Linked DNA regions of Homo sapiens: regions 2 and 3 are each linked to region 1. A link is a loop called in an ENCODE intact Hi-C map of the cell type or tissue named here. Cell type or tissue: A673. All regions are shown on one strand. Region 1 holds the start of MC3R (melanocortin 3 receptor). Region 2 has its middle 61 kb from the start of MC3R. Region 3 overlaps LINC01441 (long intergenic non-protein coding RNA 1441).

The links. Peaks named below come from ENCODE experiments on the same cell type or tissue, not always from the same donor. Only the 100,000 strongest peaks of a DNase experiment are listed, where the experiment ranks them.
Region 2: it touches region 1 in a loop (2.9-fold over the local background); 2 of 110 quality-filtered maps call a loop at or near these places.
Region 3: it touches region 1 in a loop (2.9-fold over the local background); 3 of 110 quality-filtered maps call a loop at or near these places.

The regions. Positions count from the first base shown.
Region 1 is chr20:56,246,228-56,254,227 of GRCh38, reverse strand. It overlaps MC3R (melanocortin 3 receptor), which reads right to left and starts at 5,496. Exons shown (of 1, transcript NM_019888.3): 1 at 4,413-5,496. The coding sequence starts at 5,384. The coding sequence ends at 4,413. RefSeq lists a silencer at 6,026-6,095. In A673, CTCF peaks have their summits at 4,493, 4,692 (motif pointing right) and 6,083 (motif pointing left); a DNase peak (open chromatin) is centred at 4,727; H3K27me3 peaks cover 3,767 bases.
Region 2 is chr20:56,183,949-56,191,948 of GRCh38, reverse strand. No RefSeq gene overlaps it. Among named protein-coding and RNA genes, the nearest start is that of MC3R, 61 kb to the left of the region's middle. In A673, a CTCF peak has its summit at 3,946 (motif pointing left); a DNase peak (open chromatin) is centred at 3,908.
Region 3 is chr20:55,412,514-55,420,513 of GRCh38, reverse strand. LINC01441 (long intergenic non-protein coding RNA 1441) reads left to right here. Exons shown (of 3, transcript NR_110064.1): 3 at 1-178. Among named protein-coding and RNA genes, the nearest start is that of LINC01440, 6.5 kb to the left of the region's middle. In A673, a CTCF peak has its summit at 4,760 (motif pointing left); no DNase peak of the experiment used is centred here.

The DNA of each region.
Region 1 (8,000 bases):
ATTTTCCAATCATCTCAGCTCTGCCTCATCCCTGCTGAGTAGTATCGGTCAAGACAGTCAAGATGATTCACGTCTGTGATCCACAGATTCCTTATCTATAGGACAAGAGGTAAAAGTGCCTGCCTTACGGGGTTTTGGCGAGGATTAAATAAGTTAATATACCTAGGTGCTTAGTAAAGTATCAGCCACATAATAAACACCATATCATGTCTTTTGTTATTATTTTTGTTGATTTGGCTCCTAAATAAATGCTCTTAGATATGAAAGGTTGAGTTCTCTGATTGAAGGGTTTATCTTGTATTCTGCATTTCGTTATCTGGTTCTTCCAAGTTTCTAGATTTGCCTTGGTTTTTGGATGATCCAACATTAATTTAAGGTAGGTGACACCCCGACCTGAAAGGATGACAGGAAGGGGTGATAGGGCAGACATGTAAGCTCCTGAGGTGTTGATTTTTGTTATTCTTTAAGGATAATAATCAGAACTTGTTGGTTTTGGTGGTTTTCTGAGTTTGGTGTACATCATACACCGTGTATACCAAACTCGGAAAATCACCTGTGGATTTTAAAATTTTCAGATATCTGGAGATGACCTCTGATCTATTGGATCATGAGATTCAGGGAACAGGCTGTCTTTCTCAAACTTCACATGGTGCTGACAGTCACCAAAATTTGAGAATCTCCAGTGTGCTATATTCTCTTTGGTTAGATTTGAGCTCATATTTAAATGTGTTAATAAAGTCACATATTTTTATTGACTATTTTTATCTCCTAGGCACTACTTTCTGGTGAGAGAGATTGATGAGAATTAATCAAATAAATTAACAAGAAAATATAAAATAGTAATAAGAGCTGTGATAAAACAGTGATGGTGTGAGTGACTGAGGTCCTCCTTTAGAGAGCGCAGTCAGGGAAGGCATCTCTGAGGATTTGGGCTGGAGGCTGATAAGAAGGAGCATGTGCCAGGAAGATCTGAGGTAGAGACCCGAGGCAGGGGGAACAGTGGTTGCAAAGGCCCTGGGGCAGAGAGGAGCATATGGCAAATGCGAGTCTGGTTTGGGGCGGGGCAGAGGCATGGTGTAAGGGGAGGCTGGAGAGTTAGCAGAAGAGATCAGATGACTAGAGTTTAGCAGGGCTGGGTAAGGAACTGGGCTTTTATTCAAAAGGTAATGGGAGACACTGAAGAGTTTTGAGCAGAAGTGTAATATAATCTGATTTATATTTTTAAATAATTGCACTAGCTGCTATGTGGAGAATGGATTTTAGTGGAGGTGAGCGTGAATTAAAAAATGTTTTCAGCCAGAGAGGCTAGCGTATGTTTTAGCACCCAGCCTCTATAGAAAGATTTCAAAATTAAATTCAAAAGTTCATCTTAAATAAGGACAACAGGCAACAACTTCTCAGGACTCAGAGAATCAAGTACTGCAGGGATTCTGCCTTGGGGATGGGGGTGAAAATCGATAAATGAATTAACAGATGAGCTAAAATCATGGTGTGCTTTTACTTCCAACAATTAAGCATTTTCAAACATGACTGTCCTGCCGCTTAAAACATCTGGTGAGTTCCCACTTGAGAATCTGAGAAAGTGGTCGCGGAGGAGACAGTGGCACCCCAGCGTTCAGGGTTGTTCACTAGGGAAACGGATGCTTTAGTAACTTACCTCTTTGATGCACTCCCCAGGGCTACTCACAGACTTTGGAAAATTTATAGCAAGTTAAAGAATTAATTGTGCCTTTTGATTTTTATGACATCTCTCTGGAAACTCTGCTGGGAACATCTGGACCTGTGTGTGGTAGAAACATGCATCAAGTTCTCTCTGCATGGCGACACGTGGCTCCCAAGTCATTGGGTCCCAGTTCAAAGGTTCCTGTGTCATCATGAGAGGGGCTAGGACACTGGTTGGATTTGGGGGTGGGGGCTGGCCAGCCTGAATCTCCCTATCTCTACTTGCTGGCCGAGTTCCTATAGACAAGCTCCTTAACCTCTCCGAGTTTCACATAGCTCATCTGCAAAATCAGGATAACCATGGTATCTACCTGGTAGGGTTATCACAAGGAGCAAATGCCTGTGAAGTGCTTAGCACAGTCCCTGGCGTGGGGTCAGCATTCTAGGCAGAAGAGTACTTTTACTTCGCATAATACTCATTTGAAAATCCTCTATGCCCTTGCTCTTTAAGATGGGGACCCCCAACCAGCAGCCACGTCCCCGAGGAGCTTGTCGGAGTTAGAAATGCAGACTCTTAGTCCCTACCTTGGACCTGCCGAATCAGATTCTGCACTTGCACAGGATCCCAGGTGATGCTCGTGGGCCTTCCAGTTTGGAAGTGCCCCTGCAAGCTAAAACATACAGGGAGGAGAGGGGGACTAGTTTTGATGATGAAAACCTGCTGGCAGCAGCATATTGGTGCAAAAGGACATCAGCCCCAGGATGCAGAATATACCATGACCCTAACTAGGTGGGTGCTCCTGGACAACCATATCACCCCTCCAAGGCTAAATTTCTTCATTTGTAAAATGACTCACCTATTTTAGAGGTTTGCTAATGGGATAAAATGAAATAGTGTGAAAACTGATATAAGAGTGAAAAGTAAGTTATTTTTATCTTGTTTACATAGAAAAAAGACATAATCCCTATAGCTATTCATATCACTTTCAAGTAATTAGATTCCCCATTCTCTACATTTACCCACTGAGCGGCCATGGAAAGTCCTGTAATTTAGTGTCTTGATTAAAATAATGGAGAACGACAGTGGCCCGGGAACCACAAACCTGGTATTTTTGGAAACTAAATGGGAGAGTTTTGTAGTTTGGCTAAAAGGCATTGCCCTAGAAAAGACTAGCACTGTGATCAATGGAGCTGTTTATGCCACTTACAAAGTCATCACTGAATTGCAGTGAAACATACCATGGCCGTGTGCAGGAGTCACCAGAATGATTCCAGGGTGTATTTCAATGTAACACACGTTTAGCAGCCATAAAAGCTTTTTATTATTTCCAAACATCATAACCAAAGCAAGAAAGGAATGGTTTTGCTTATATTAGCAGAAAATCTTCAAGTATTAAAGAACCCCAGTATATGCTAGTGCAAGATAAACACACAATTGCACCCCAAGACACAGCTTAATATAAGAATTTGTGACAGGGGGAGATATGGGGACAGCCAGAAAGCACAAATTGAAGTTATCTTGGGCAGAAAAGGATCTGACAATGCGAGCACTAGTCAGCCAGTCTCACCCTTTGCTCCCAGGAATGAATTCCTGTACTTGATAGGATATAGACATTGATAACAGGGTCACTCAACTTTAACACAATGCCAAGCAAAAAGGGAAAAGAACAAAAAAACTTTCTCTTTCATAGATAATATTGAAGAAGTCCTGTGATAGAGATGCAATTACTATAAGCAAAAACAAGGGCTCCCAAGAAAGTCACACAGTGGTTCTACGGTTTCTCAAACTATCTTAAGCTACAGTAAAGCAATTTCTTGTGATACACACACACACACACACACACACACACACACACACACACGTATATACATGTACCCCAACCCATGATTTCCTTTCTTGTTTTAAAGGCTAAAAGTAAATGATAGAAAAAAAGAAGTTATTTTAAAAAGATTAATCTATACCTTAAAATAGCAAGGTATCAAAATACACGTACACAAGTATATTCTGATTGTCCAAAGCACTTTCTCTCTTTCGTTAGAGTTTTGAAGGTTGTCTTAGATTTAATCCATAAAAACAAAACAACAACACACACCAACACAACAACAGAAAAATAGAAGTGGGTTACATCCTCATGCTACCTTTGGGGGTGGGGACAACTGAAGGGATATGGGGGTAAGAAAAGGGGAAAACGGCATAGCATTGCTCCTTTCACAAAGAGACAATTGTCTAACTGTAAATAGAATAATAGAGTAGAACTCAGTCTCCTACGGAGTTATAAGTGCAAAGCTATCTCTCCGTGTAGCTGGCAGCAGGAGGTCGTAGCTGTAACAGGTTTGCTTGCAAGAGATCTGAACCACCCTTATTGTTCATGAGAATCCTTCAGTCTGGTCTGGCCTGGAGCATGAAGACGTGGGTGTGGAGCAGATGAGCAGACAGGCGTCGCACACCCTGGGTGTTTGGAAATGAGTGCAGAGAGCATGCAGAGAAGCCTTCGCTGATTTCTCCCAGTGACTATTTGGGAAATCAGAGTTTGTGACTTACCCATCTTGGAATCCTTTCAGAGAATCTGTTGTTCACCAATTTTCCCCTTTAAAAGGCTTTGTAAACTTAAAAACAAACGACAAGTACAATCATGGCTGTTAACACATTTTTATATTTTCTAAGTATATATATTTTTCTTTCTAAACACCTCACGTGGATGGAAAGTCAAAAGTGACCCGACTGATGATCATTTCCATGGCCCTGCATCCTATCCCAAGTTCATGCCGTTGCAGCCACAGAGAATCTCCCTAAAGGTGTTGCGCAATTCCAGGCTCCGGAAAGCGTAGATGAGTGGGTCGATGACGGAGTTGCACATGATGAGGACCAGGTAGGTGTTGAAGTGGGCAGTGTAGCAGATGCAGTAGGGGTTGGTGGGGCAGGTGATGATGAGGACCAGGTGGAGGAAGAAGGGGGCCCAGCAGAAGATGAACACGCCCAGGAGAATGGTGATGGTGACTGCCCCCTTCATGCATGAGTGTTGCTGTGGGGCCACCCCGTCGGCAGGTGGCAGTGCTGCTATGCGCTTGACGTGCAGCCGCGCAAAGAGGAACATGTGCACGTAGAGGGTGCCCATGAGGAGCATCATGGCGAAGAACATGGTGATGAGGCACACAATGACCATTTTGCTCTCCGAGTAGACGATGAACACCACGCCACAGACGCCGCAGCAGACCCAGATGGCCACGATCAAGGTGAGGGCCTTCCTCACGGTCATGATGCTGTGGTAGCGGAGCGCGTAAAAGATGGTGACGTACCTGTCGACGGCGATGGCCAGGAGGTTGCAGATGGAGGCCACCAGGGAGATGCAGATCATGGAGTCGAAGATGTTGTCCATGTGCTGGATAAACTGGTCCTCGAAGGTCAGGTAGTCGCTGTGGACGATGGCGATCATGATGGTCTCCAGGGCATTGGACACACTTACCAGCATGTCGGCCACCGCCAGGCTGCAGAGAAAGAAGTACATCGGGGAGTGCAGGTTGCCGTTCCTGACCACGGCCAGGATAACCAGGATGTTTTCCAGCAGACTGACGATGCCCAGAGACAGGAAAACCTCGGGCTTGATGAAGACCTGCTCACAGAAGGCGCTGCTGCTCTGGTTGCTGAAGAAAGGGGCTTGGAGGTGCTCCGAGCCATTAGGCAGTGTTGGCTGAACAGAGGGCAGGCAGCACGAAGCATTCATTGCTGTCAGAAGGGCTGATCCGAGCTGGGGCTCCAGCAGGGTCCGTAGGAAGCTGCTGCTGCTCACAGGAAAGACAAAATCTCCCTCCAGATACGTCTTTTGGATGCTCATTCAATCTGGCCTTAGAGTTTATTCTCCTCTAGAATAAAAGGATGGGGAGGGTAGAGAGACAGATAGTGAGAGAGGGTGGAGGAAGAGACAGAGAGAGAGAGAGACATACACACAGAGAGAAAGAGCGAAGGGGGAAGAGAGAGAGAGAGGGAGAGTAGCTAGTTAGTAGCTAGCATGCAAGTTTGTAGCTTGGAGACATAGGGAGAACTTTGCTGTTCCAGGAGGAGCAGTTTTTATCTTGTTTACATAGAAAAAATACACCATAGGGTCTCTTACCAGCTGTCTTCCTTCTGTCTCCCTCTCACCCCTCTGTTTGTCTCTCCTCACTTCCCCACCTGGGAACAGAAAACCTGCCACCGGCTGCTACAGTTACAGCTCTTTTCATGGCAAGACAGGGGATGTGTTACTTGTCGCTAGAAGTGAAGGGAGAACACTCAGGTTTTTCATATTGGCCAAGGGCAAACAACTCCTACTTAATCTTCAGCGCAGCAGAATGACCACTGAGCATCGGGCACCTCTCTGACTGACAGCAGGTACCTGGCCCTGAGGATTCTGCAGGGAGATTAAGAAGCAGACTAGTGCCCTCTGCAGGCCGCACGGCTGTCTGCTTGCTGGCTTGGCTTAGCCCTTTGTGTTTGTCATGGAAACTGCCACAGGCATCCACTCATCTGTTCATTTGTTTGTTTATTTGTTAGTTCATTCATTTGTTGTTGTTGTTTAGCAAACATTTATTGAGCGCCTACTATGTGTCAGGTCTCTGCTGAGTGCAGGAAATACAGTGGTGAGCAAGACAACAGCCACTATCTCAGGCTTCCCCGAACTCAGAGTCTGGGGTGGAAGAAGAGGAATCAATAAATGCTTGAATCAGGAAAGTCCAGGAAACCAGGGATGCAAAGAGGAAGAGCCCTAACCCGGACTGTCAAAGTTCCTGGAGGAAGGAGCACCTATGCTTTGACTTCAAGGAGGAAGAGGTCATATCCAGTTTGGGGTGGGTGGTGGGGTGGGGGCTGGAGCTGGAGGAGGTAGAAGAGGACTCCAGGCAGAGGGAATCACACGTCTGCAGCCTGGAGGCAGAGAGCACCCTGGCCATAGAAGTCATCACAGATTGTGGATGTGGAGATCCCATTTGACCCGCGGAGTCAGAATCACCCAGGTGTAAGACCTGAACAAGTGTGTTTGCAATTTTTGACAGGTGAGCTGGGGCATAGTCACAGTTGAGCTCCACTGAAAAAGAATCTTGGGCTTTTGAAAGTGCTGAAAGTAGTCTGCTCTGGTCAGAGCATGGAAATAGGAGACACAATCTGAGAAATGAGGCTGCACAGTTTCTTAAAAAGTTGAGAGGTGCCTGAATCCTGAAGGACAGCCTCAGCCAGATGTGAGAATTTGGACAGTACCTTGACAGCAATGGGGACTGTGGAAGAAACATAGGTAGGGCAGGAATGAGATGGGGTCTGCATTTTAGAAATATTCCTGGTTGCAGGGTGGAGAATGAATTAGACAGACTGAGCATGTAGGCCAGGGAGTCCGGGGCAGAGGGTGTTGCAAAGACCCAGGGTGAGATGATGGTGGCCTGGAGCAAGGGAGTGGCCATGGGGACTTGGAAGACTTGGAGGGTGGTCAGAGAGATTCAGAAGGTTGGATAATGCAGCTTCAGAACTGATGGGTTATGGGATCATGGGAGAGGGAGCAGTCAGAAACACCTGTACTTCTTTCTTACATAATGGGGAGGATGGAGATGTTTTAAGCTGGAAAATGTGAAAGGCAGAAGTTAGCAGGTGGCCTACTAATGTAGTGTTGTTCTTGGAAGTATGGTTTAACACTTGGTCCATGTTAGATCTGATTCCCCATGTAGATCATATGAACTCAGAAAACACTGAGTCTTCTCATCCCTACACACACACACACACACACACACACACACACACACGCACATTCTAGGTGAATTAATGATCCATCTCTCCATGTAACTATGTATGTGTGTGTAGGTGTGAGAAATATTAAAAATATGCATATGGAAATAGAAGAAAACTTAGGATCCTTGGGGTGGAAAGATCTTAAGCAAGATGAGCAATCCAAAATTTAGTATGGAAAAACACCCTGAACTAAGTTAAAAGAAAAACAGAATGAAAATATTTGCTATAGGTAAAGTTACTATCTCTTACATACAAAGACTACTTTCACATTAACTAGAAAAAGATAAATTACCCCTAAGAAAATTGGGCAAAGGATATAAATAATAATTTACTGAAGAGAAGATGCAAATGGTTAATAAACATGAAAAGATGTGAAGCCATCTAGGAAGTTGGGGAAATGCCAGTCAAAATGAGATTTTAATATCGTTTTCCCAGCTAGATTGACAAGAGATAAAAAGATGCAAAATTCAGGTAAGAATATCGGGAGGACACTCTCATGCATTTCTAGTGTTTGTGAATAGTTTCACCATTTGGCAGTTCTTACTAAAATAAAAAAAAAGCCTGTTGGTATGAGTTTCTGTCTATGAACTGA
Region 2 (8,000 bases), 62 kb after region 1:
TTAAGCCAGGGTCACTAGGTCTCAGACCAAGATTGTAAGAGCAGACCAAAGCAGCGATTCCCTGACTGTGGTCTGTAGATACCAACAGTCTGTGGAAAAAAAAAAAAATACCGTAGGCTTGCATGTTTTGATATTGATGAAAGTTATTAGATATTTTTACAATTTATGACGTATTTTTGAAAAATATCAAAAGAGAAGGTGCAAGATTTATAAACTTTGTCAGATACATACAAGTATAATTCTACTTTTTAATAACTGAACAACTCTTGCCAAGAGCTTCCATTTCTAATGGCACATCAAACTGAACCATGTCTTTGAAGGTCACTCGGGATAAACAATATCTTTTAGAGTGATTGTCTAGTCACCTTAAAGTCCCAGCCCATTTATTAGGGCTGTTGCTGTCCTCTAAATGGTCTCCCTTCTGCCTTTCTTCTCAAGATGGCTTCCAAGGAAGTTCCTGGATCCACCTGGGCTGGGGGTCCCTGGCTCACGCATTGTCCTCCTATACAGGCTTCCGTGACCTCTGGCTGAGATGGAGCCATCTTGCTGGTCTCTGTCTTTGAGCAGCCATTGTTGAAATGTCGAGGGTGACATGGGTTCCCAGGGCACAGTGGTCCCTTCCCGTCCTCCTGCTGGCTCTGCCTTTTTTCAGCGTTCTCAGCTTTCCCTGTGTAATTCATGCCTCGTTCATCCACTTGTCATATGTCATAACTTGTAACCTCTGTTACAAGTTAACCTTGGCCTTCACATTGACAATGTGATGGTGGACTCCAGGGCCCCCACCTCTCAGCTGCTTGTGTGTGTCTTGCTGAGGGAAAACAGAAATGTCTGGATCTCTTTTAAATCACGTGAAAGCAGAGGATAATTTGGGGGGCACGCTTAGTTTCGTCTCTGCCCGAATGTGGGTTACCTCCATTTTTCCCAGTGGAAGCCAGCCCATGTTGGTGTAGGGAGCTCTGGGGAGCCAGTCTTTGGCCTTTGTTCCAAATTAGCAGCTGGCACAAGCTCTCACACTTCCAGTGCCCCCTCAACCCATGCAGGGCTCTGGTCTTCCCCTCTCCTGCTTTGTAAGGGTCAGAGAAGCGGGGGAGCTGGGCTCCTGAGGCATCTGGACTCAGATCCTGGGCACTGGGCTCCTGGGCATTTCTTGCCCCTGTTGGAAGGCTTCTGTTTTCCCATGGAAGGTTCTGGAAGGAGCTCACCACTGTGACATATCATCTTCTCTCCTACTCTGTGGCAAAAAAGGTTACTACAAACATCGATTCAATCCAAGCCAATTCGTTATTTTTTTCTCTATGTGCCAGACCCCATACTAGATGCTATAATAACAAAATCTCCATTTTTATTTTTATTTATTTATTTTTGAGTAGGAATCTCACTCTGTCACCCAGGCTGGAGTGCAGTGGCGTGATCTCATGTTCACTGCAACCTCGCCTCCTGGGTTCAAGCGATTCTTCTGCCTCAGCCTCCTGAGTAGCTTCTGGGTGTGGTGGCTCATGCCTGTAATCCCAGCACTTTGGGAGGCCGAGGTGGGTGGATCGTCTGATGTCAGCAGTTTGAGACCAGCCTGGCCAACATGGTGAAACCCTGTCTCTACTAAAAATACAAAAATTAGCCAGGCATGGTGGTGTGCACCTGTAATCCCATTTCTACTTTTGTTGCCTACAAAAGATGTAGATTCAAGTTACAAAGGGACTGTGTGACCTTGGGGAAGTTGCTTAAACTCTCTGAGGCTTAAATTCCTGACTCACAGATGTTCTGTTTAAAGTAAATGAGATGATGTATATAAACATTTAATGTAATTGTAACGTAAATCTGTAAATAGTCAACACTAGGTAAACTGACCGGATTTTTCCTAGACCTCTCCAACATGTGGGTCTAATGGGGTCATGACAACAATTCCAACTTAGCCCTTGTCCTGATACAGGGCCTCCAGCCACTGATAAAGGTCTGTCCCCAGTAAGTTTATTTCCAATTAGTTTTCCTTTAGCTCATTCTTAAGAATAACCATTACCATTTATTGACAGCACTATGGACATAATCTCATTTAATATTCACAACCACCCCATGAGGATGCTGAAGAGGTGACTGAGGTACAGAAAGATGAGGTAACGTGCCCAAAGTCACCTGCCTCAAACGCATCAGAGATAGGATTTGATCCCAGGCATTGGAGACCCCTGACACTGTCCTTTTTTTTTCTTTCCCAACATATATTGCTACATCTTTTAAACAAATTTAATTTCAATAGTTTTTGGGGGTACAGGTGGTTTTTGGTTACATGGATAATTTCTTTAGTGGTGACTTCTGGGATTTTGGAGTACCCGTCTCTGAAGCAGTGCACACTGTACCCAGTATGTAGTCTTTTATCTCTCACCCCTCTCTCACCCTTCCCCCCGAGTCCCCAGAGTTCACTATATCACTATGTTTTTGCATCCTCATAGCTTAGCTCCCACTTATAAGTGAGAATGTGTATATTTATTTTTTCACTCTTGAGTTACTTAACTTAGAATAATGGCCTCCAGCACCATCCAAGTTGCTGCAGAGGCCATTATTCCATTCCGTTTTATGGCTGAGTAGTATTCCATGGTGTATACATACCACATTTTCTTTCTGTTTTTTTTTTTTTTTTGAGATGGAGTTTTGCTCTTGTTGCCTAGGCTGGAGTACAATGGCACGAGCTCAGCTCACCGCAAACTCTGCCTTCTGGGTTCAAGTGATTCTTCTACCTCAGTCTCCCAAGTAGCTGGGATTATAGGCATGCACCACCATGCCCGGCAAATTTTTTTTTTTTTTTTTTTTTTTTTTTGAGACGGAGTCTCGCTCTGTCGCCCAGGCTGGAGTGCAGTGGCGGGATCTCGGCTCACTGCAAGCTCCGCCTCCCGGGTTCACGCCATTCTCCCGCCTCAGCCTCCCAAGTAGCTGGGACTACAGGCGCCCGCCACTACGCCCGGCTAATTTTTTTGTATTTTTAGTAGAGACAGGGTTTCTCCATGTTGGTCAGGCTGGTCCCAAACTCCCGACCTCAGGTGATCCACCCGCCTCGGCCTCCCAAAGTGCTGGGATTACAGGCGTGAGCCACCGCCCCTGGCCTATACCACATTTTCTTTATCCACTCGTTGGTCGATGAGCATTTAGGTTGGTTCCATATCTTTGCAATTGTGAATTGTGCTATAAACATGCATGTGCCTGTGTCTTTTTCATATTGGACTTCTTTTCTTCTGGGTAGATACCCAGTAGTGGGATTGCTGAATCGAATAAGGAATCGCCATACGGTTTTCCATAGTGTTTGTAGCAATTTACATTCCCAACAGCAGTGTAAAAGCGTTTCCTTTTCACCACGTTCACGCCAACGTCATCCCTCACCTGTCGCGTATCAGGGCTGCTCCACTGCAAACTTCTGTGCAGGAAATGATTTGAGGTTCTGGAATGACCTACGGGAGAGCCACTTCTCGAACCCAAGTCTCTGGCTCCTTGTCTGGTGCTCACTCCATTGCCTCATTCTGTCCTGTCACATTGGAATACGGCATTCGAAGGGCCATTTGGTGGCTTGGTCTCATCCGCCACTATTTGCCTTGTGCTAATTGCCATTTCCCATTGCTTCTGAGCTGTGCCGACCAGACTGGAAGGGTAAACTCCAGCTTATGAAACGTTCCTTGGAGGGGCATCAATTCGTTTTACTGAGAGCAGCCCCAAATATTTGACCAAGTTTTCTTTTGAGCTCTGGGATTCCTCTTAAATGTAGAAACATTCCTAATGGAGTTTCCTCTGCATGAAGGAAAACCAGATTTGTCTGGAAAGTCATTTAATGTCTAACCAGCGTGCAAACCCTCCACTCCAGACTTCCTTCCTGTCTGCAAAATCTCCTTTCCGTAAGGAGATGAGCTTTCTCATTTGGCTGACATCAAAATGAGACAGGATTTGGTGCCACCTTCTGGCCCAGTCACTTCTCTGACTCTTTGGGAATTGTTGGTGAGCACCCCTGAGAGAGGACAGCCTTTTCGTTATTAATGAGGGTGGGTGCTGGTGAGCGTGGGCAATTAGGGGAGACAGTCAGCTGCACACTTGGCTAGACTCCGGCTTCGATGTGTTTAAATTATGCAGGTGTGCTTCTTAATTAACAAGGCATTTTGCCAGAGGGAAAAAAACAACTGAATCTCTGCAATGTGCTTTCTGCCTCAGGGGGTGGCTGGTAGTCTTTTTACACTAAGTAGGTTGGCCTCTAAAGGCTTCCTACTTAAAAAAAAATGGAAAAAGTATTTGTTGATCCTCTATCAGCAGAGGAGAGGAAATGAGTCTGTTGTATCAAAGAAGGATAACTGGTGATAACTTTCATTTTTCACATTCTAATGGCTTCATGGTCACGCTCCTCATTAAAATGTGAAAGGCAAGAGCTGGTGGCTGGGGAGTTAATTACTGATCTGAGATAGTTTCAGCAAACATTGTAAGGAACTTGCCTAGTTACAGATAATGACAATAATTGATAGCTGGGATAAGGTGGTTTTATACAATGGAAATTCCGTCTGTAAACAATAACATCCATCTATTTCTAGAAAGTGAAAGGATTCAGAAGACTTGGCATAGATTATCCTGTCGCAGGCAGATGTGGCTCACAGAGTCACGTGTCGCAAAGTGAAGACAGGGGCTAAGATTTGTGCCAAAAAGCCCACTTGAATCTTCTTTAATCTCAGTTACTGGACTTGCCCTGATAGGATAATGTAATTCAGTCTCCAATTTGTCTTTCAGGTATAAATATAATGTCAAATATTAGCAGAAACATAATTAGAGAATAAAAAATTAGATGGTAGGTGGGATTTTAGGGGCTTATCCCGAAAAGCTCAAAGAGGATGAAAACAGGGCTGCTGTGTACAGGTGTATAGGTTTCACACTGTCCAACTCCAGAGGGCACCATGCTTACAATGAGTGTCTTGGATTTGTATAATATATTTGTTAGGACAATTTTTCTGATGAATGGCAGTAAAATATCTGTGGGGGAAGGAACACTTTTATCTTATTTGCACAAATATGCCAGAACTAGGCCAGGGGCCACCCTGGGCAGTACTGTACCCATAAGGGGTTGAAAATTCATGTCCCAAGGGCAGAATGTGGCCCATACTTGTTTGTTTAAACTACAGAGCGTAGGCCTGCATGGCATTAAAAAAATGAAGCTTTGAATTGTTTGCCAACATTTAAAAATCAGATACGTTTGCATAAAAATCTGGATTTCTGGTTTCTGTCAGAAAAGAGATTTTTTGGGAACTTGATTTCCTGCATACAATTCATAGCTCTAGCTGGTATTAAAGTTTCCCTTTCATTCAGGACAGGAGCTCTCCAGTTTGCCATAAATCCCCACCATGCCTTACAGTATCTAGAACAGGGAGGACCAACGTCATTCTTTAATATTTTACTTACATTTATTTTCTTCATAGAATTAAGAGGAAAGTGATATCATTCTTTATCTATGTCTTCATAAAAAGTTTGAAAACAAAAGGTAGAAGAAGAGGACATAGGTTTAAAAAAAAAACAAGTGTTAGGGAGCATATCTTTTATTGAAGGGGAAAATATTCCTATGTGTTTAATATACAAAATGTGTCTGTGTCAAATGACTAAGATACCTAGCTGGCCCCAGTTGGCATTTGAGTTTGTTACCTCTGCAGTGAAAAGGCCTATGAAAATGTAGTTTAAGAGACACTTTTTTTTTTTTTTTTGTAGACAGAGTCTTGCTCTATCACTCAGGCTAAAGTGCAATGGTGCCATCTTGGCTGACTGCAACCTCTGCCTCCTGGGCTCAAGCAATTCTCCTGCCTCAGCCTCCTGAATAGGTGGGATTACAGGCACGTGCCACTGCACCCGGCTAATATTTGTATTTTTAGTAGAGACAGGGTTTCACCATGTTGGCCAGGCTGGTCTTGAACTCCTGACCTCAGGTGATCCACCTGCCTCGGCCTCCCAAAGTGCTGGGTTTACAGGCGTGAGCCACCGCGCTGGGGCCTTAAGAGACTCTTGATGGAAAAACCTGAGAAAAAGGAGCAAAACACCTTGCTGGGAAAACTTGTTCCAATAGCACTTCTGAAATCACATGCTGCATCCTGATGTATGTTCCCAGTCACTGGGGAAAGTCTGGAGAATGGGATCCTCATGACACCCAGGTGTCATGTTTAAAGGGAGGGATTCTGTCCTGTATGTCCCCAGCACCCTATCATCTGAGCATGCGTCCCTTTGTTTGGTCATTGCCTGTGCCAGTGACTTTGGGGGGCAGCTATCATGTTTCCTGCTGCTCCTGACAGCTGAGCGCAGAGCTTGGTGCCTAGTAGACATTCACTCAAAACCATTTACTGTGTCATCTACGGATAACCAGCATCATGAATAGAAGCAGGAAAGAGGCTGTTGATGGTGCCTGGACCTGCAGCAGAGTCAGTGGGGAGAGGAGAACTGTTTCATTTGGAATTCTTGGGTTGCAAGCAATGGGGACCAATCTGGGGTAATTTATGCATGGTAGGAAGGTATCTGAGGGTTATGGAGTGGATTAATCCATTCTTGCACTACTATAAAGAAATACCTAAGACTGGGTAATTTATAAAGAAAAGAGGTTTAATTGGCTCACAGTTTTGCACGCTGTAAAGGAAGCATGATGTTGTCATCTTCTTGGCTTCTGGGCAGACCCCAGGAAACTTACAATCATGGTGGAAGGCAAATGGGGAGTGAGGCATTTCACATTGTGGGAACAGGAGCAAGAAGGAGAGAAGTGGGAGGTGCTACACACTTTTAAACAACCAGACCCCATGCGAACACACTCACCATCATGATGACAGTACCAAGGGGGATAATGTTAGACCATTCAGGAGAAACCACCCCTATGATTCAATCATCTCCCACCAGGCCCCACCTCCCACGTTAAGGATTACAATTCAACAGATTTGGTGGGGACACAGATCCAAATCATAATGTGTGGTGTTCCTAGAATAAAAGGAAACTCTATAGGACCTTTGTTTTGGACAGAATGGGTCCCAGGCAGCTATGGGTGTACAGTTAGCAGGGACCAATGCTTCAGGATTCTGCCTTATCAGGATCTATGGGCTCTGTTTTCTGCCGTTGGGTCATTTGACTCAAGAGCTGAGAGAAACAGAGACTCCTTGGCTGTAGTCGGTGTCACTCACCCACCTCTTGGTGAGAGAAAGGCAAGGAAACTTGATTGATAGTCTCAGAAAGATTCCATGCATTGGTGGCCAGGTGGGACTCACAAAGGAAGGGGATCTCTGTGTTGAGAAGGCACAAGCCTCAAAGTGGGATCGGTCTGTGCCCTGTACGGTATTCTGTGCAGTGCATCAAGCCACATGCCCCACCCCGGTCTTTCTTCCCTGGCTTTGGCAGACTCTGTGCTTTTCTCCCCTCTGTAACTCCAGCCCACAGTTACCCCAAAGTAAGTGCTTTCTTACCTGGGCATCCGTATCTGGTGTCTTGGGTGAGAAGAAACCTCCAAGTGCTTGGGATGCTAACATCAGCTTGGCCCTGCCCTTGGCTCCATCTTGATTAGGCCTTCATCTTCCAGCTGAAAAAGTACCACTGGCTTTGAAAATTTGGTATCAGGATAAAAGTATAGTAACATTAGCTATTATTTATTGTTTAACCCATGAACAAGTTTAGTGGTTCTGTGCTGAGTAGTGTATCTGCATTATCCCATTTGATCCCCATATCTCTGACATAGACAGTTATGTTACCTATTGTACAGGTTATGACATTGACATTTAGAGACTATTTAAGTGCCAAACTGGTAGAGCTGAATTCACATTCAGATCTGACTGACCCAAGGCCCATGGTCTTACCCACCACATGACACTCTCTTCCTAATTGATTGGTCCCATCTCTGCATCAGGAAGACTTAGAACTCTGTGAATAAACTTCAGCCATTTCTTAGCCTCTGGGCTATAGGATTCTGGGGTATAGACTCCTAAGACTGGGTAATTGTTTATCAATTACCCAGTCTTAGGAAGTTGTACCTCAAA
Region 3 (8,000 bases), 830 kb after region 1:
GTGAGAAGTGTTTAGTAATAAGTGAAATACATTTTGAAGGTAAAGTTGGCATAGCATGACTTCTTTCTTTCTAACCCAGAAACCCCACACACCAGATTTCCTTTCTCATATGGACATTTGTGACAGGCTCTCTAAATTGAATCCCCTTAGGCTATTAACTGAAAGGAGCATGGTGCTTAAAAAAGAGAAAGTAGAGAATTAGCTCATTATGTGATGCCTTTAGTATTTAATTCATTCCTGTGACCATTCTTTCACTCATTCCTCTTGAAAGCACTTGCTTAGCATCTAATACATCTTCAGCACCTGCTGGGCCTTAGAGGAGAAAAATGAGCAAGGCACAATCCCTGCATCCAAGGACACAATCTTGCTGATGAAGAAAGACTGACAAACAGATGATTACAGGACAATATGGTAAATGCAGCCATCATCATTTATGTGAATGCTCTACATGATTTGAAGATAGAGGGTCAGCTAGGGGACTCACAGGAAGTGAGAATCCGGATCAAATAACATCAATTAGGAAGAGAAGATGGCCTGGTAAAGTCAGGGAAGGAACCAGAATGGGAAGAAGGAGAGGAGTGAGGGAATTCTAGCAGAAGGAAACCTGATTAGAGGCATGAATGGGTTGTGGGGAGGGCATAGCACATACAGGGGATATTAGGTTTGGTGCTGCTAATAAAATGGTGTTTCTCATAATTAACAAATGACTATATGCCTTGCTAAATACATAGATTTTCAGATCCCTCTCTGGGAGATGCTGATTCAGCAGGTGCATGGTGGGAAGTGGGCGTGTGCATCTTCACAAGTACCAGAGGAATTGTGATCACTGGGAAGTCTGAGATTTACCGTATTAGAGGTTAAAGAGTTGGGGGTGGGCATGCAACTGGAAGGAGGGACCGGATTAGAAGAGCCATACATAGAATGCGTCATGGACAAGAACCAGGGAGTTTATTCTATGTGTCAACAGTTAAATTTCATAACACAATTTTTAAAAAAGAAGAAAGGGAAGAAAGGAGGAAGAGGTACATGTAAGGCAGAAGGAGTGGAGAATTCAGATTAGGGGATTAACACAGGATAATTATATTTCATTTTGGCAAGGAAGAAATAAACTAGAAATAACACCACCGCCCAAACAAAAAACAATAAAAATATTGTATTAGTTTTCTGTTGCTGCCATAACAAATTACCACAAACTTCATGGTTTAAAGTAGCACAACTTTATTATCGTACAGTATTTGTGATCACAGTTCGGACATGGGTCTCCCTCAGCTAAAACCAAGGTGTCGACAGGGCTGCACTCCATTCTGAAAGCTCTAGGAGGAACTTTGTTTCTTGCCTTTTCCGGCTTGCAGAGGCTGCTCTTATACCATGGTTCATGGTGCCTTCCTCCATGGGAAGCCAGCAAGGATGGGATAGATAAGTCCCTTTCACATCAGATCACTCTGATCCCCTTTCCATAATCACATCCCTTTCTCTGACGAAAACTGAGAGATGTTCTCCACTTTAAAGGATTCATGTAGCCCCATTTGAATAATCCAAGATAAATTCCCTGCCTCCATGGCTTTAACTTAATCCCATCTGCAAAGTCCCTTTGCCATGGAAGATAACACAGTAATCGAGCTCAGGTTCTGGGGATTAAGAAGTGGGTACTTGGTGTGTGTGTTGGCAGGGAGGAGGACAGCATTATTTGGCAAACCATAAATATATTAGATTGGGAAAAAATCTAGCTTCATGGAAACCCCCTTCCATTCTCCTTCGTTTCCTCACCTCACTTTGGACCTGCAATGGCCTCCTTAGGAACCAGGTGCCATCAGCATCCAGTGAAGGGTTTTAAGCTTAGAGTCATAGGATCTCATCTCTTTCAGTGAAGAAGAGGATTCTCCAAGTATCCAGTTAACTCATACCTTATATAATTATTTAGAGGTGATTTGATTTTTTAAAATTCCCAATTAAACTTGGCAAATTTCTCCAGTATTATTTTATACTCAGCGTAAGTTGATGTCCTTAAGAATGAAGCTTTCAGTAGCTTTGCCTTAGACAGTCTATGTATTTCACATTTGTAACAAGCAGTAATTTTCCAGGTGAAATTTATGCATAGGTGATTTTACCTTTTCAAGAGGACGATTTTGCAAGTTTGTTGGTGCAGACAAATAAACAAAAGCTGGCCTGTGCAAGTATATTAGTCCCTTCTTCCAAAGAAAAAAAAAATGTCTCACTGCATAATAAATGAATCTAAAGGGAGTGAAGGAAGCTTCATTTAGAGTCAAGAAGGAGCACAGATACTTGACAATATTTAATAGCTGAGAGAAATGACTGAACTCAGCACAAAGCCTGCTGCCTCTTCATCATTCCAGAGTTTGCAAGCTTTGTTACATTCCTTTATGACAGATGCGGTTTTTACTTTTGTGGCTTCCTTTGATTTTGTTTCTAAGTAATTTTCCCCCAACTCCATACTTCTCTTAAGACTCCACAAAGTTACCACTTAGCCCAGAAGTCAAAGAGAGAGTACAAGTGAAAGAGAACATCTGGTTGTCCAAGCCAATATTACTGGGCTTAGCTGTTTGGGATTCAGCCAAAGAAAAGAGAAGCAGAAATGAAGGTCTGTGTTCTGTGTTTCCTCAATTTTTTTTCTGTTCTAGCAGTTGTCTTCTGAAGGAATGATAGAAGTCCTTTCTACATAGATTCTGCAGAATGAACTACTAAATGTTTTCTCCTCATGGAAAATGTAACTTTTTAAAATAAAAAGTATGACAGAATACAAGAAAAGATATTATTTACACTGCTACTACTCATAATTAAGCACTTGTAATAGTTGATTTTATGTCAGTTTGACTAAGCTAAGGAATGCCAAGATGGCTTATCAAATATTATTTCTGGGTGTGCCCATGAGGGTATTTTCAGAAGAGATCAACATTTGAATCAGTAGACTGAGTAAATTAAAAAAAAAGTTTAAAACAAAGATGTGTAGTACATTGTTTTCTCTAAATCAATAATGCTCATTATAAATAAATAGTCTGTGAAAAAACGAAAATATAAAATTTAAAAATAGCTCCAAATTCAACCACGCAAAAATAGCATAAGTAACATGGCACAAACAGCATTCCAAGTATCTTCCTATAAACCTACATGGATAGGTGGTTGAATGGGTTAGTGGGTGATGATTGGAAGAAAAAAAAAGAAAAGCTCCAGGGAAATGTTATGTTTTGGATGATTTTAAAATACAAAATATTGAATATTTTGTCAAATTTAACAGAATAATACTCAATATAAATATAGTTATTTAAATGAAAATAAATGATTCTACCCTCCAAAATATAGTTTCTCTCATCTCCCCAAAATTTAGAAAAAAAATTGTAAATGACACTAAGAATTTGTAGTTATTTTAACCTACAATTTTACAGCTGTGATATATTCAACTGCATAGTTAAGAAATCTACCTGTAATCCCAGCACTTTGGGAGGCCGAGGCGGGTGGATCATGAGGTCAGGAGATTGAGACCATCCTGGCTAACAAGGTGAAACCCCGTCTCTACTAAAAATACAAAAAATTAGCCGGGCGCGGTGGCGGGCGCCTGTAGTCCCAGCTACTGGGGAGGCTGAGGCAGGAGAATGGCGTGAACCCGGGAAGCGGAGCTTGCAGTGAGCCGAGATGGCGCCACTGCAGTCCGCAGTCCGGCCTGGGCGACAGAGCGAGACTCCGTCTCAAAAAAAAAAAAAAAAAAAAAAAAGAAATCTAACACTTCTTTTAATTTCCTCTGAAACCTTCTAACTTATTATTCATTACAGTATTTTTACTTTTTCAGTTTTATTATTTTACCTACTCCAAATTTTATAGTTATTATTAATTTGGTATTTACATTTGAATCAATACACACAGATATACATTTAGTGTTGACCATCAATCAGTTCTTTTGACAATCCTGTTTGAAGTTTTTTATTTAGATTAAAATATGAAATGGCTGGATGGTATTGCCAAGTACCATCCAGCAATTTTATATTTTAATCTAAATAAAAGTTTTAGTTTTTTCAAGAAGGAATTCCGAACAACTCAATTGTGTATAATGTTCTTGCCTGGCATCCTCCTTCAAAATTTTGCTAACGTCTCCGTTTTCCTTCTAACAACCTACACCACCTGTTACCACTAGGCCCTGGCTGCTTGCTAATGCCACCAGCTTCCATTACACTTGGGATTGACAGATTCTGAAACACATCTTTCTTCAATGTAGAGTTTATTCTTGCTCCACTTATAGTCTATACCTTATTATGATTAATTCATGAAATCATTCATTTGACAAGCTATGGAGTGTGTACCACATGCCACACACTCTAGGAAGCAGTAGGCATACAGAGATAGAAATGACCTTGGTCAGGTTCTCAATAAGACATCATCACCTGGTGAGGATGACACTCAAGTAAAACGGAAATGATATTACATTAATAAAGAATGTTATGTTATTGGGCATATAATAGAGATATCTAGAGGGTGCTGGGAGAAAACAGGGTTTAGTTTCATACCTGTTTTTTCTTATAATCTTTTATAATCTCACATAAAAAATGTTTTGATGTTCTGGGTTAGATGGTTCTTTGTTACGGAGGGCTGTTCTGTTCATTGTAGAATATTTACAGGCAACACTGGCTTCTACCCACTGAAAGACGGTAGTACCCGATATGCCAGGGGGAACAAATCACTGCACACAAGAACACTGCCTTAAATCAACCCTCCCTTTGAATCACCTCTTTTTTGTTTGGTTAATTGCCTTACAAAGTGGAGACATCTGGTGGTGAGTTTAAGTTTATCTTTTTGAGTCACTTACTCACATTTCATTATTCACTTGAAATGTGAGGAAGGTAAGATGAATGAATTTATTATCTTTAAGCATCCATTCTGCTGTCACCCTAAGAAACGACATTGTTCTAAGTCGACAGCGAGGGGGTCCAAATTTTCTGATTATCAACTGTGCTGTTCAGCAAATCAACAGCACAAATGTCATGTCTAGAATTTTGAGTAATTGTATGCATTATTTTTGAAAAATATCTTTATTCTGTTTCTCTAATTAAATACATCAGTTAATTTTTAAAAAAATATCCCCCAGAGAGTTCACTGATTCTAAAAGTGGTGCAAGGTGGGGCTGCTGGCAAACAGATAATCTTCAGTAGATAGATTGAATTCAAGCGTCCACATTCTTGACACCTACAAAATAATTTTAGTAAAATATAGCCTGTGAGGTTTCATTCTGACACATGTGGATGGAAATTAGAAAAAAATTATCTAAATGTTTAAATGAAAAACAGCATTTTGACACATTGAAGCATTCACATCATGTGTTTTACAGGAGTTATTATTTTAACCTCATTTTTCCCTTATAAAAGTACTCAAATTGTTTATGATCATTTTGCAGCTAAGCATATAAATCTGTAAGTATATTTGTTGGACTAGAAGTTATGAAAAAGTGAGAGTGTATTTATTTCACTGACTTTCATTTCACAGAGTCAGAAGAAATTATCCAAGGCCAAATTGTGAATTTATTTAACACCTGTTTAGAACAGTGTTCTGTGTGCTTTATAATACTACTTCATTTGATTCTTCTATCAATCCTCAGAGATAGTGCTTATTTTTATTCTCATTTATCAGATGTGGAAAGAAAAAGGGAGGTTAAGTGACCTGTCCAATGTCACATGACTAGTGAGTAGCTTAATCAGGATCTCAACCAGTCACTCTGACCCCAGATGGGTCTCTGCTATTTATCACTTAAGACTATTTCTTAACAAAAAGAAGCTAAAGTTTACATATAAGGAATAAATCAACTAGAAAATACATACACACATGCATATATATGTACATATATATGATTATAATATTGCTTTTACTATACCTTTTTAATGTCTAGACACACAAATACCATTGTGTAACAATTGCCTACAGTATTCAATACAGTAACATGCTGTACAGGTTTGTATCCTAGGAGCAATAGGCCATATACCATATAGCCTAGGTGTGCAGTAGGCCATTAATCTAGGTTTCTTTCTGTAAATACACACTATGAGATTCAAACAAGGATAAAATTGCCTAACAACATGACACATTTCTTAGAATGTATCCCCATCATTAAGCGACAAATGGCTGTAATTAGTCCAGCTTGGGGAAAGTTGGAAAAGGTCACTTCCATGTGATCAAGAGTAATCTGGAAGCACCCAAAAATCTTAAAAGTACATGCCCATGTTAATTCTTCTGCTAGTGAGGTAAATGCTACAATTGGGACTAAGGACAAGTTTTTCAGCTTGTTATTGACTCAAGGCAATGGGTCTTCCATGCTTTGTATGGTAGACAAATAATTTTGTAGCAGTCAGATCCTCACATATATCATTAGGCCCCTGGCAGCAACTAACAATATAGCTAATAAAGTCAATAAATATCAGTTGGTTTGAATTAATTTATTTGCACAATGTGTTAAGATTCAAGATAGTATAGTGGTCTAATCAAACTTTTTTATTTCTCGTAAGTATAGATTTGCAGAGTTGTGAAGAATAATAGGGATATTTCCCCTGTAACATTTACCCAGTTTCCCCTTTGGTAACATATTGCAGATCTGTAGGTCATCATTATCATAACCAGAATATTGACATTGATACAGTCAAGATACGGAACAATTCTATCACCACAATACGGCTGTTTTATAACCACATCCACTTTCCTCCCACAAATATAACCCTTCATAACTCGTGGCAACCACTAATCTGCTATCTATTTATATAATTATGTACTTTCTAGAATGCCATGCAAATGGAATCATACAGTATATAGGCTTTTAGAACTGTCATTTTTCACTCCACATATTTCTCTAGAGATTCATGCAGGTGGTTGCGTGTATCAGAAGCCCATTTCTATTTATTGATGAGTAATATATAAGGGATCCACCAGTTTGTTCAACCATTCACCTGTTGAAGAACATCTGGGTTATCTTTTATTGGGGACTATCATGAATAAAGCTACTATAAGCATTATGTACAGGTTCTGATCTGATCATGTTTTATTTTCTCTGGGATAACTGTTCAGACATGCAATTACTGCTCATATGGTGGTTTCATATTCTGTTATTTAAGAAATTCCACTAGCAATATATGAGTGATCTAGTTTCTCTGCATCTTTGCCAGTATTGGGTTTCATCACTGTAAAATAATAATTAATCACTGTGTATAATTTATCACATTGTGTTTTTAATTTCTATTTTCTTAATAAAAGCAAATTTTATGTGTTTATTTCTCATTTGTATATTCTCTGGTAAAATGCATCACTGTGGTTTTTGGTCCATTTTCTAAGATTTTTTTTAATGCTAAGTTTTGAACATTCAGTTTTGAACATCCCCATCATTTGTCAGATGTGACTTGCAGATATTTTATCGTGGTCTTTAGCTTGTCTTTCCATTCTCTTAGGATAGAATTTTGCAGAACAAGAGTATTTAATTTTGTTGAGGTCCTATTATCAATTTTTTCCTTTCATAAACTGCTTTTAGTATCAAGTCTATATAGCCTTTTTGCCTAACTCTAGATGTTGAAAACTCTAGATGTTGAAAATGTTCTATTTTTCTACAAACTGTATAGTTTCAGGTTGTACATTTAAGCCTGTGATTTTAATTTTTGTAAAGTATGTGACTTAAGTCTGAGCTCATTTTTCACTTGTTGATATCCAATTAGCTCAGCATCATATATTGAAAAGGCTCTCCTTCTTCCATTGAATTGGTTTTGAACTTTTGTTTTGTTTTGTTTTGTTTTGTTTGTTTGTTTTTTTTGTTTGTTTTTTTATTATACTTTAAGTTTTAGGGTACATGTGCACATTGTGCAGGTTACATATGTATACATGTGCCATGCTGGTGCACTGCACCCACTAACTCGTCATCTAGCATTAGGTATATCTCCCAATGCTATCCCTCCCCCCTCCCCCCACCCCACCACAGTCCCCAGAGTGTGATATTCCCCTTCCTGTGTCCATGTGATCTCACTGTT